2 separate regions of the Homo sapiens genome follow, and region 2 is linked to region 1. Evidence: read pairs that join two places in POLR2A ChIA-PET (ENCODE). Cell type or tissue: Panc1. All regions are shown on one strand. Each heading gives the region's core, and the rest is flanking DNA. Links, peaks and the distances in the headings are about the cores only.

What was found. Peaks named below come from ENCODE experiments on the same cell type or tissue, not always from the same donor. Only the 100,000 strongest peaks of a DNase experiment are listed, where the experiment ranks them.
Region 2: POLR2A ChIA-PET joins it to region 1 with 5 read pairs; 2 of 35 experiments call an interaction of 5 or more read pairs at or near these places.

Annotation. Positions count from the first base shown.
Region 1 is chr10:4,427,747-4,434,077 of GRCh38, forward strand. No RefSeq gene overlaps it. Among named protein-coding and RNA genes, the nearest start is that of LINC00703, 47 kb to the left of the region's middle. RefSeq lists an enhancer at 3,214-4,413. In Panc1, for the core only: no CTCF peak of the experiment used is centred there; no DNase peak of the experiment used is centred there; H3K4me3 peaks cover 645 bases; H3K27ac peaks cover 3,890 bases.
Region 2 is chr10:4,257,273-4,263,603 of GRCh38, forward strand. No RefSeq gene overlaps it. Among named protein-coding and RNA genes, the nearest start is that of LINC00702, 17 kb to the left of the region's middle. In Panc1, for the core only: no CTCF peak of the experiment used is centred there; no DNase peak of the experiment used is centred there; H3K27ac peaks cover 3,735 bases.

The DNA.
Region 1 (6,331 bases), core at 1,329-5,328:
AATCATGAGATTGTGGAAAGAGTTCCAGCTCTTGCTCCTGTTTCCAGTGGCGAATCCTGCCTCTAATTGCTCTGACCTTTTCTTGACTGTCAACTATTTAAATCATACACTAAACTTTGTATAAATTTATGTAAGTTTAATGTAGTCACTGCATTGTCTGATATCTTTATAATAAGTTTTAAAATTCTGTGTGGTGTAGAGAAAGTCATTATCGTATTTTGACATGAAACTAATGAAATAACTTAGATTTTTAAAGCATAGTTGATTCACAGAGAAAATGAAGACATCATCAGGCTTTCTACAGCCAATAAAATGCCACAACACATAAACTTATGTGAAGTTTGGACATAATGTTTCATAACGTTTGAGTACATATCATCTCCAATCCCATGCCTCTCATCGTATTTGTTAAGAATTGATACGGTGTGCAGATACCTTTAAATAGACTTCATTTCATTAGCTCTGTAGGAAATATGAATCACCAATGAGAATTTTTCTTGTCAGAGAATCTAAGAAGTTGGTCATAAATATCCTCAACCTCCAGCCCGCATATTGGACCAGTCATGTGACAGGAAGTCTATAAGAAAGAATATTTATCAAACTTCTTTCAAACAGATGCAGAATCTAATTAAAACAGAAAGAGGGTTAGCTATTTTTTACGTTTTCTCGTGAAAAAATTGTTAGAATGCTTTGAACTAAAAAGCATGATAGTTCTGATGAATTATTACACTGATCATTGTATTTTCTTGAAAATGAAACAGTGTCCTTGCGTAGTTTCCAATAAATATCAAAAGACAACTTTTTCTATCATCTGGATATTTCTTTTTCAAAGTAGAATCCTCTACCAGCTGCTTCAAATGGAGTCATCCTTTTCTTCTGTGTCCTTGTTGTTCTAAATGGCCCTTTTTCCCTCTGGCCTCTATTGAAAGTTCCTCTATATCACTAGCATTCCCCAAACCAAATAGTGTTTCTAAAGCATTTCCATTTCAATAAGTGTCTCCATCCACTCACTGACACATTGTTTTAGATTGTATAACCTCAACCTTGGAAGTCAAATGCAAGCATCATCACTCCTCTTAGTTCTGTTTATGAGACTTAGAACAGTATATAGAGGAAAAAATATGTTGGGCTTACAGAACTTATTTTTCACAAAGCTGTGGTACACATATTTGCTGCAGATAGGAGAGCAAAATCCATGCAGACTAGTTCTTGAGTTTCACTCAACATGGAGTTCACATACATGCAAGTAAAAACACGAGTATTACTAAAAAATATCAATTTACACATGCCAGAAAACTGGGAAACACTGTTTAACAAAGGAAGCACAATTATACTCCTTATATCAGGCTCAAAACTATTTACTTCTGATTAGTTTTTGAATGTATACTGTTTCTTGGACTTGAATAAAATAAGCATGCTGTCTTGGTTGCAGTGTTCATAGTATCCTAATATCAGGGAATGAGGACAAATGAAGAAGTTGAGGAAACCATGAACATTTCCACCCATGAATAAAATCACTGATTTGACTGGCCATAGGTCTTTTATTTACGTTTGTTTTTTCACAGTATTTTGATTTTTCATGGTCAGGTTGGCCTCAAAGCCCTCCCACTAATTAAGGCTGATTTGAAGGAATGAACCATTCCCAGTTAACCTGTGGCCCCTTAGTAATTAGCTCAGTACCTAGCAGCCAAGACGTATTCAATAAGTACATGCTGATTCCATGAACAAAACAGAACCTTAATTCTTTTAAAATGACTTTTTCTAAAACAATGGTTAGGGCCTCCATATTACAAGAAAATTTTTATCTTTTTTATTGTAAAGCATATCCTATAACATGTACACGTGATATGTGAACTCTGTTCATTTATTTATAAGCATCAGAGTTTTGAAAAGCCTGCTTTTAGAGTTTCAAAACATCTTCAGCCAGACTTCCTTTGGCACACAACCTTGGTGTCTGCGTTTGGATGCGGTCCTTCAATTTCTCCACACACCCTCAAAACAGCAGAGCCCTCAGCTCATTGCTGCTTCAATCAGCTGCCTGTGTCGCAGAAGCTGAGCCGGCACACACGGTGGACGCTGGCAGATAAAACACGAAATTGCTAAAGGAGCCATGACAGATGGGAGAAATACCTCTAAACCCAAATCATGAGGGTTATCAGAGCATGACACACCAACAGGAACCAAGCACCAAGAATGCAGTAGCTATAAAATCTCAGTCCGCTCATTGCAAGCCAGGTAGACATATATTTCAGTCCATAAGTAAAACTGTTAAATTAATACGAAGCAAAGATGAGACACAGTTAGCAGAATTATCTTGAATTTATTAAACTTATGTTTAAGGAATGGATGAATGAATTCAAAAAGGCATGAGATATCAGAAAAAAAAATTGAGTCCTGTCATATAAGCATTTAATATATACCCAGCATGTAGAATGTAATACTATCTATGCGAAGTGTTATTATGTGATCACTTTTAATCTTTTCTGTAACTAAAAAGTCTGTAACCTTGCATGAAAATGATACAGACAATATTAGAATAACACATATCCTGCTGGCAGGGAGAGACACTTGGAGCTCACAACCACCCCTAAACCATCACTCAAAATCTTATTGTTATCCTAAAGGCAGAGTGGCTTCAATGTCCAATTATCCACATGTAAAATTATCTCATTCCCTCTCCAGTTCAAACTTTGATGTGCCAAAAGAATTCTCCACAGAGTGCAATACTCTAAATGTGGTATATTGATGATGTTGTAGGGGCTATTTATGGTTTTGTAAAGGGTTATTTTTACTCTCAACCATCTTCTACCCATGTGCTGACCTTAAAATGTAACCTTTTTTAAAAGATAGAAAATAATTGTGTTTTTAAAAAGGCCCAATCACGCCATCAACAATGAAAGTCACAAGAATGAAAGTCAACTATTTTTGATTGCTTAATTGACTTTTTATTTCATTTAATTAATTTTGTTAGAAATGTGTCCAACTATAATTTGTACATGATCATAAAATGGGTAATTGATAATACTCTTATAACTTAATTTTGACAAACATACATTGGAGTTGGTAAGCTTATCTCCTATGGAATTGTAGAATTATATCTCTTAATATAATTTTGATACAGTGTTTATACATAGCATATAAAGCATTCTACATAAGTTGCATAGTTTTTAGTTGTTTCATGTGTAAATAAGAGTAAAAATACTTATATCACAGAAAGTTGTGAGACTCAAATAAGAAAAAAATTACAACTAGATGCATATGTTCGAAAACTTTGATATCCCACTCCCTTGCTTTTTTTAGTTGAGGGATGTGTATTGAGAGTCTGTGCAGACTAACTCATTCTAGAATAGCATAACGTGAAAAGACAACAAAAAAGTAGCTTTTCTAATAACAACTACTATCAATAGAATGCTTACATTTTTAACCAGTCACTGTTCCAAATGTTTTACATTAAATTGCCTTTTTAACCCTCAAAGTATCTCCATGAAATCGGTGTTAATCCTGTCCTCATTTCACAGCGCAGGCAAAGGAGGTGCCAAGAAGAGAAAAGGTGAGCCCACAGTTACAGAGCTGGTGAGCTGCAGAAGGTGGATTCCCACCTAGGATCATGGATGCAGAGCCCACGCTCCTCGCTGCGATGTTATGCTGCCTTCGTGTCCAAGATAAGTAAAATAATCTCTGTTTCAAAATGTTGAAAAGAGTTACAAGTCTCAGAATCAATGTTCCCTTCCCCATAGTCCACCATTCCATCATGATCCCTTTTGTAGTAAACCGTGTAGCATGACTCACAGTTACAATCATGCCATAGATTCAGCAAGATCAAAGCATTGCAGGAATTCTGAAGCTCCGCAGAAATGTAATCCCTTCCGAGAGAGATGGCCGTAGCTGGACCAGACATTCAAGCAATCCTGCTGTGAAAAAATGACAAATGATTACTTTGGACATGGGGGGAAATACCTTTAGCTCAGTCTAGGCTTCCCAAGTATAGACAGAGTATAGATTAAACCTCCAAGTCTATCCCACACTCTATACAAGGGAAAGGCTTATACCTTCGGCTTTTCCACTTAGACAAGATGAAGAGCTAAGTTAATACAGCTGGAAGTTAAGCCATTTGTTCCAGATGGTGCAGATATTTCAAACTCGGTGTTCCTAAGGCGATGGTAACACACGGAATTTTATTCTGGTAGAAGCAATAATGTGTGTGAGAGTGTGATGTTTACTCGTCTGGTATATGAACAAAAAGCACATCTATTTAAGTAAATATCTGTGTTCACAAAGCAGAATACAGAAATGGGGTAATTACCTGCATAGTCAAGCTTAAAAAATATGCCTTTGACTCAAAAATCTGATGATTTTGAGCTCATTTTTTGCTTTAATAATCTGTTTAATTGCTTTACTTATGGATTTCACTTCTATGTAGAAAAAGCCTTAAGAAACAATTTGCTTGCAGGCACATCTTGGAGATATTGCAGGTTCGTTTCTAGGTCATTATAATAAATATTGCAAAGAAGTTAGTAACACAATTTTTTTGATTTTACGAGTACATACAAAACTTATTTTTTTACACTATACTGTGGCCTAAGTTTGCAATCGCATTATGGCCAAAAAAAAAAAAAAAAAAAAAAAAAAAAAAAAAAAAAAAAAAAAGTGCATACCTTAACTTAAAAATACTTTATTGCTGAAAAATGTTAACAAATATCTGAACCTTCAGTGAGTCATAATTTTTTGCTGATGAAGGGTCTTGCCTCAATGCTGATGGCTGCTGAAGGTTGGAGTAGCTGTGACAATTTCTTAAATAAGACAACAATGAAGTTTGCTGGCTCAATGGACACTTCCTGTCATGAAAGATTTCTCTGTAGCAGAAGATGCTGCTTGATAGCATTTACCCACGGTAGAGCCTCTTTCAAAATTGGAGTGAAGCCTCTCCAGTCCTGGGGCTGCATTATCAATTAAGTTTATAGAATATTCAAAATCCTTTGCTGTCATTTCAACAATGTGCACGGCATCTTTACCAGGAGAAGTTTTCATCTCAAGTGAGTTTCTTTACTCAGCCATAAAAAGCCGCTCCTCATCCATTCAAGTTTTCTCCTGAGAGAGCAGCAATCCAGTTACATCCTCAGCCTCCACTTGTGATTCCAATCCTCTTGCTATTTCCACCACATCTGCAGTTACTTCTTCCACTGGAGTCTTGAACCCTTCAAAGTCACCCATGAGGGTTGTAATCAACTTCTTTCAAATGTCCGTTAATGTTGATATATTGATCTTCCCCCACCAATCAGAATTTTCTCAATTTCTCATGCAGAATGGTAAATCCTTTCCAGGTTTTCAATTTACTTCGCTTGGACCCATCAGAGGAATCACTGTCTATAGCAGCTATTGCCTTATAAAAATATATTTCTTAAATAATTAAACTTAAAAGTTGAAATTACTCCTAGATCCTTGATCAATGAGCTAAAGAATGGATATTGCATTAGCCGACATGAAGACAGTGTTAAGCTCTTGGCTGACCAAGTGAGTTTTCAGTGAGCAGTAATACTTTTAAAATAATCTTTTTCTTTTTTTTTTCTTGAGTAGTAGGCTTCAACAATGGATTTAAAACATTCTGTAAGCCATGCTGTACACAGAGGCACTGTCATCCAGGGGTGTTGCTCTATTTACAGCACACAGGCAGAGTAGATTTAGCATAACTCTTCAGGGCCTTAGGGTTTTTGGAACACTCAATGGGCATTGGAGTCAACTGAAAGTCACCAGCCGCATTAGCCCTACCAGAAGATTTTGATTCTAGATTTTGGTTTAAAGTGAGAGATATGCAACTCTTCCTTTCACTCAGACACTTAGAAGCCATTTTGGGGTTCCTAATTTGCCTAGTTGCAATACTGTTGTGTCTCAGAAAATAGGGAGGCGTGAGGAGAAGGAGAAAGACCAGGGAACTGCCCATCGGTAGAGAAGTCAGAACACACAACACTTTGATGAAGATCACTGTCTTCTGTGGGTGTCGTTTGTGGTGCCTCCAAAACAATTACAATAGTGACATCAAAGATCACTCATCATAGATCAGAGATATATAATAATATTATTGCATTATTAAAAGTATAATAATAAAAACGTTTAAAAAATTGTAAGTTACCAAAATGTGACACAGATACACGAAGTGAGCACCTGCTGTTGGAAAAATGGTTGCAAGAGACTTGTTCCACAACACAAAACTTCAGTTTGTAAAGAACTCCCATAATCTGCAAGATGTGATAAAGCGAAAACAGTAAAACGGGTTGTGCCTGTACTTGGTATGTGTGTGTATGTTGAATTATAGATGTGGCCCTATACCATGTAT
Region 2 (6,331 bases), core at 1,544-5,543, 170 kb before region 1:
CCTAATAATTTGTTGAAGGAATGTGCAAGTGAATGGAAATGTATGCAACTTGTAACTGCGTAATGCAATTTTCAATCATGACTTAATATTTGTCATAGTTTACAGTAAAAACACATTATTTTAAATGGAGAGTCTAATATCATTTAAATATTCCACAGAAATAAAGACAGTTTTAGGTCTCTGGTTAAATTTTTTAGTAAATTAGGGATGAAATAACAGATTTCAAAGACTCACTTTTTAAGTAGTATTTTTCTGTCACTCGATGTCTATTTTCCTTCTTTCTACTTTTAAAATGGCAGCTGCACTTTTAAATTTATATTATTTCCATCATAAATAACAAATGAGTAAGTTCTTACTCATTTTCTTGCATCTCCTGAATAAGAGTTATTAAGTTAAACACAAATATCAAATTATAAAAACCTACAACCAACTAATTATGTTTTTTTTTCCTTTTGTTTTAAAGAAAGTACTCAAATTCAACTTTAATTTGTGGCATTAATTTATTATAGTGGTGTGGCTGAGGTAATGTAAACAGGAGAACTTTTCTGCCTTTCTTTCCTTATTTTTCCAATTCTCGTTACACATTTCTGGAGGCAAATCTTCATTTAAAAGGTGCTGCAAACTCAAGCTTCCCTCATGAATGGCATGTGTTAAATGTGAGATACTCCGAAAGAGTTCTCACACATCACTGCTGTACAGAGCAAAGTACACTATCACGAATGCATTGATTTAATAAAAGGGCAGAAAGTGAACGAATGAATCGGTCAACTCGGGAACCTGGAAGAGCAAAGCCGCAGCAGGCGCTGCTCTCACCCATCCTGCCCTCAGCTTCAGCCTGCAACGTGTGCATTTTCCGCCCTGTGCTCTGCTGCTGAAGGGCCTTCGTCAGAGGATCGCCTCCTCCAGGAGGGCTGTTCTCCTGCTTCCCTCCTAGGACTGAGCTCTTGACTCCAGGAGCAGCTAACCACACAGTGTGACTTGCTGTCCTGGTCTCCCTGCAAGCTCAGGCTGAGTCTGTGGTTGCGCTTGAACCTCCTGCTGTTGAGTGTCCTCACTTCCTGGCCAGTTGGTTTCTCCTGGAAGAATTTATTTCACAAACACTTGCACCCAAACCCTCGCCTCAAATTTTGCTTCTGGGAGAACTCGACCTAAGATGGAAATGTACAGATAGAGTCTAAGGAAAGAAAGAAATGTAGGGGCACAAACTTAATGCAATTGAGAAGGTGAGGCAATATAAGGAATTCACAAAAAGAAGGCAGATGAACGTCTCGAAATCTTAATAATGAGAACTTCTCTATGATACCATGCTCAGTAGATTGGGTGTGGAGCTGGGATGGATGGGGACTTAATTCGGATGACCTGATCATGTGAGCAGTGTCTAGCAGAGCCCAAGGTCAAAATCCTTCAGGAAGATCTTTAGAACCACAAATGGGTTTCAGCAAATTATGAGCCCCCTAGGTGAAAATCTTATGAGAGAGCAGTAAAATAGAAGGAAGAGAATTAAATCATGCAAAGGCAGTGTATTATCAAAGGCTTCAGGGTGTGAGGTGAGTGGCTGGGTGCCTATATTTTTCACAGTAGACTTTTCTAAGGTGAGAGGATTTTTTATTGTGTAAATATTTATGTTCCTTTGTTTTTGGCAATGCTTGCATATCAAAGGTGTACAAGAAAAGTCAAATACATGAGAGCTCAGTAAGAATGGTCATAGAATCTCACTTTATTTTCTATTAATTTTTGTTTCTGTTGTGCTGGAAAAATAATATGCCTTTATATGGGGATGAGAAGGGAGAAAAGTCATTATATTCCTTATTCTTTTCTTTTTTCTTTTTTTTTTTTTTTTTTTTTGAGATAAGGTTTCATGCTATTGCCCAGGATGGAATGCAGTGGCACAATCATGGTTCACTATAACCTTGACCTCCTGGCCTCAAGCACTAGGCTCAGCAGCTGGGACTGCAAGTGCATGCCACCACAACCCGCTGGTTTTTTGTTGTTGTTGTTTGTTTGTTTGTTTTACCTTGTTTGTAGAGATGAGAGTCTCACTGTACTGCCCAGGCTGGTCTCAAGCTCCTGGCCTCAAGTGATTCTCCTACCTTGGCCTCCCAAAAGCTGGGATTACAGGTGTGAGCCACGGCACCTGGCCTTATATTGCTTCCTGCTTAGTTTCACAAGGACTGAAATCTACCCTCTGATTTCAACCAAAGTCCCATTCTGACATATAGAAATAGCAATTTGCTGCTAGGTATATATTTAGAAAGAATAAAATCTCCCTTTTAAGGTGAATGAAAGTAAGCTTTATCTTTCAAGTGGTGGGAAAGGAGGTCCATGCAGGTGAATGTGAGTGTGTTGGTGTGTGGTATACATAACATCTAGTGGGTACGACGGTGTGATCCTAGGCATGTAAAAAGAACCCCTCAGAGCAGTGGCCATATGGTATTTTCTGCAAATGGTTAGATGCTTTTGAATATTTAAAATCTTCACTCTAAAAATAGAACTGGGTATCTATCTGATAAGGTGGTTATTTCATTTATTATCAAAGGTTAAGTAAACATTTTCACTAGGGACATCACTAAAAAAAAATCATCTCTCAGAGAAAGGAAAATAATTCTTTCCAGTTTAATTTTATTCCTTTTTGCGACAGGAGGGAAGGCTGGGATCCACTGGGTTGATTCCAGGGCCTGTCTCTGGGCTGGGGGTAGAGAGGTAAATAGTGGATGCATCTCTTTGTCTTCCACAGTTTGATGGATGCCAGTCGCCAAATAAGAAATATTTTTAGTTTCAAGCCAGTTGCTACTGAAGTCAAAAGTTCTAATTGTTCATTTATCCACAGTTTTCTGGGTGAGGAAAAGGGCTAAATGGGAAGACAGAGATGCCTTCTCTTGCAGGGGTCATTGTCCTTGACAGTAGTGCATGCCCAGAAGAGACAGCATGACCACTGCAGTAAGACACCTGGGAGCAGGTAAGCACAGCCACCTGGCTGTTAGTGACATGGTTGTCATCATGACTATTATTATTATTTGTTAATATTTGTTCCCAGTGCCATGAGGCTGCTTTCTCAAGCAGCAATTTCTTTATTTCAAAACAAGTTTCAGTGTAATTCACCTCACTCACAAGGGTATTCTAGAAACAAGTGAGTTGCTTGTTGCTCTTTTTAGCTGACACACCGAATAAACCTTGACACTTTCCCTTCCTGGTTTCTCCCTTCCCCTCGCCATCATAGCAGGAGGCTGCTTTGAAATATATTATACTGACAGTGAGCATATGTGCAGCAGTAAATATTATGGTTTCATCTAATGCTTCAACTGTGAAAACAAAAGACAGAAAATGTAGTTCACATAACAGATACTGAGGTCAAAAACTATCGGTACAGATATTCCACATGGCAACTATTACACATTTCATGGAGAGCTTATTTATGGGAACATATTATGAGTCATAGCAATTCATAACATGGTGTGCTATGGAAAATTCCATTCTCCACTCCAACTAAATAGTAGACACACAGCACTCATTTTTGATTAATGAGAGTCATAAACATATCCCACCAGGTATAATACAGTAGTTTACAGCTCTAACCTAAATTGACAGATATATTTTTTTCTTCATAAAACAAGAAAAATGGGATAAGTAAAATTACTGCAGTTCTCAGCCCAACAGTTAACTGGCTACAGCCAGGGCCGGGGCAGTGTCATTACCCACTTATAGGGATTTCAGCTCCTCTGGCATCATTTATTCATTACCTATATTGCAGCATCTTCATCTATTCTATAAAGATCTTTCTAGTTTGAATTAAGATAATGTGCTATCTGTGCTTGTTAGATATGGCATAACGCGGTTTGTACTCACTTTAAATCTCACCAAGTCAGAGAGCATTTTTGCATTTGAGATAGAGCTAAAAATATTCACCCATTAAAATAGTAATCATCATTAAAATTAGCTCACTGATTTTGCTGATTAATTTTTCAGTAACAAGTGTGCTTTCCGAAAAGTTTCAATTAAACATTTTTTGACAAAACTACATTTTTAAATCGTAAGAAGAAAAAGATAATTAAGGAAATAAAAATAGAAAATTTAAATCTACTGTAATTTTTAAAAGCCTGAAAAATTCTCTGACAAAAATAAAGAGTGAAGAGGATGGGGATGGTTGCTATTACTAGAATGTAGGACTGAGTTAGTTTCCTACATTTTCATTTTTGGGCTGTGATCATCACACCTTGGAAATGTTGTCTATTTTTGCCTGTATAGAAAAAGTACAATCTAGCAGACATAAGAATTCAAGGGAAGAGGGCCACTTTGGTGAGATTTAAATCTTTATTTGCATGAGTTCTATTTTCAAATGCAACAGGCATGGTTCAAGTTCCGAACAAGGTTGGAAATCTGTCAAGGTGCAGCTTTAAATCCAGGGGATGAAACCAAGGTTGGCTGCTTATGAGGCAGTCGTTGGTACTTTTTTTTCTCTTTAGAATCTATTTTCGTTGAAGTTAAAGACATAAGCAACTTTTGAAAATTATGGCAGAAGAAATAATGGGTCTTTCTTTCTTTCTTTCTTTCTTTCTTTCTTTCTTTCTTTCTTTCTTTCTCTCTCTCTCTTTCTCTTTCTTTCTTTCTTCTTTCTTTCTTTCTTTCTTTCTTTCTTTCTTTCTTTCTTTCTTTCTTTCTTTCTTTCTTCTTTCTTTCTTTCTTTCCTTCCTTCCTTCCTTCTTTCTTTCTTTCCCTCTTTCTTTCTTTCTTTTTTTTTTTTTTTTGTTTTTTGAGATGGAGTCTCACTCTTTTGCCCAGGCTGGAGTGCGGTGGCATGATCTCCGCTCACTGTAACCTCCACTTCCTGGGTTCAAGCGAATCTCCTGCCTCAGTCTCCCAAGTAGCTGGGATTACAGGCGTGGCACTACCACACCTGGCTAATTTTTGTATTTTTAGTAGAGATGGGGTTTCGCCATCTTAACCAGGCTTGTCTTGAAATCCTGGCCTCAGGTGATCCACCTGCTTCAGCCTCCCAATGTGCTGGGATTACAGGTATGAGCCACCATGCCTGGCCGTTATTTCAATCCCATAAGAATATCAATCTGTACTGTAATCTTTAAGAAAGCAGACTAGTACAAATGTCTCTGGCTTTAAAATAGATACACATATTTTAAATGGAGAATAAGAACATTAACTCTAAGACAGAAACCTGTTAAAAAAAGTATAGAAGATAAATAGTAGGAGAAAGGTATAATGTTCAGCCATGTTAAAAATAATGTTTGCATATAATTTGGTACTAATAAAAGCAATTAAATACTCCTTAGGTTTGAATACTTGATGTGACACAGTATTTGTAATGGGTATATGTCACAAAGCAGTAGTGATGTCCGGCCCATCACAGATGACCGGCAGTAGTGATGTCCAGCTCGTCACAGATGACTATCAGAGAGTATGTGTCATGGGAATATCTTCTGACCTTTCTCATATAACGGGTGGCAGCAGACATCAAGAGAGACAGGGGCTCCTGTCAAAATGATCTGGGATATGGCAGGCAAGAAGGAGCAGCAGTTAACCCAAAGATTTCCATATTTCCATAGAAAAATACAAACACACACACACACACACACACACACATTTATTTTCTTTTTAGAGAACACAGATAATGTGTAGTTATATATTTCTTTATTTCCAAACATTAAGCTGTAATGGAAATCAGCTTGTTTTAATAATGTAATTTAGCTTAATCTTCGATGGAGCTTTAGTGAGCTATTTTCTAGAATTTTTAGAAAGTAAGTCATTTGCTGTTTATGAGTCTCATTACATAATCTCTGGGCCATTTGAATTGCAAGAGATATTAAATCAAAATGTTTATAAAAGGTTATCTATGTATTCTATGACACAGTATGTCTGAGATGGCTAGCATTTGAGAAACAAAGATGTTCTTATTTGTCTCCTTTAATTTGAAATGTAAATTTAGTTTGGTTTAAAGTGGAATGCCATAGATAACTATCAGAATAAAACAATGTGTGTATTTGTGTGTGTGAGGGTGTGTAGATTGGTAGATAGATGATAGATGATAAATAATAGCTATACAGACGGAAGATAGCTATATGGACATTTAAGGTACCTAAATTATCATATATTGTCACATCTTGACTCCTAATTACATCCAGGTGCATATGAAAATAAAAGGTTTGAGCTATTTTAAATCCTGTGTGTATGTTTGTTATTTCCCAACATTCACCTTTGCCCTCTTGCAAACTATCTTTCCTGTAGCAGCCAAAGTGATTTAAAAATAAAATACAAATATTTTAGACCTTCGAAAGGGCTGGCATCACACTTAGAACCAAATCTAAACTCCCGGCTACAGCCT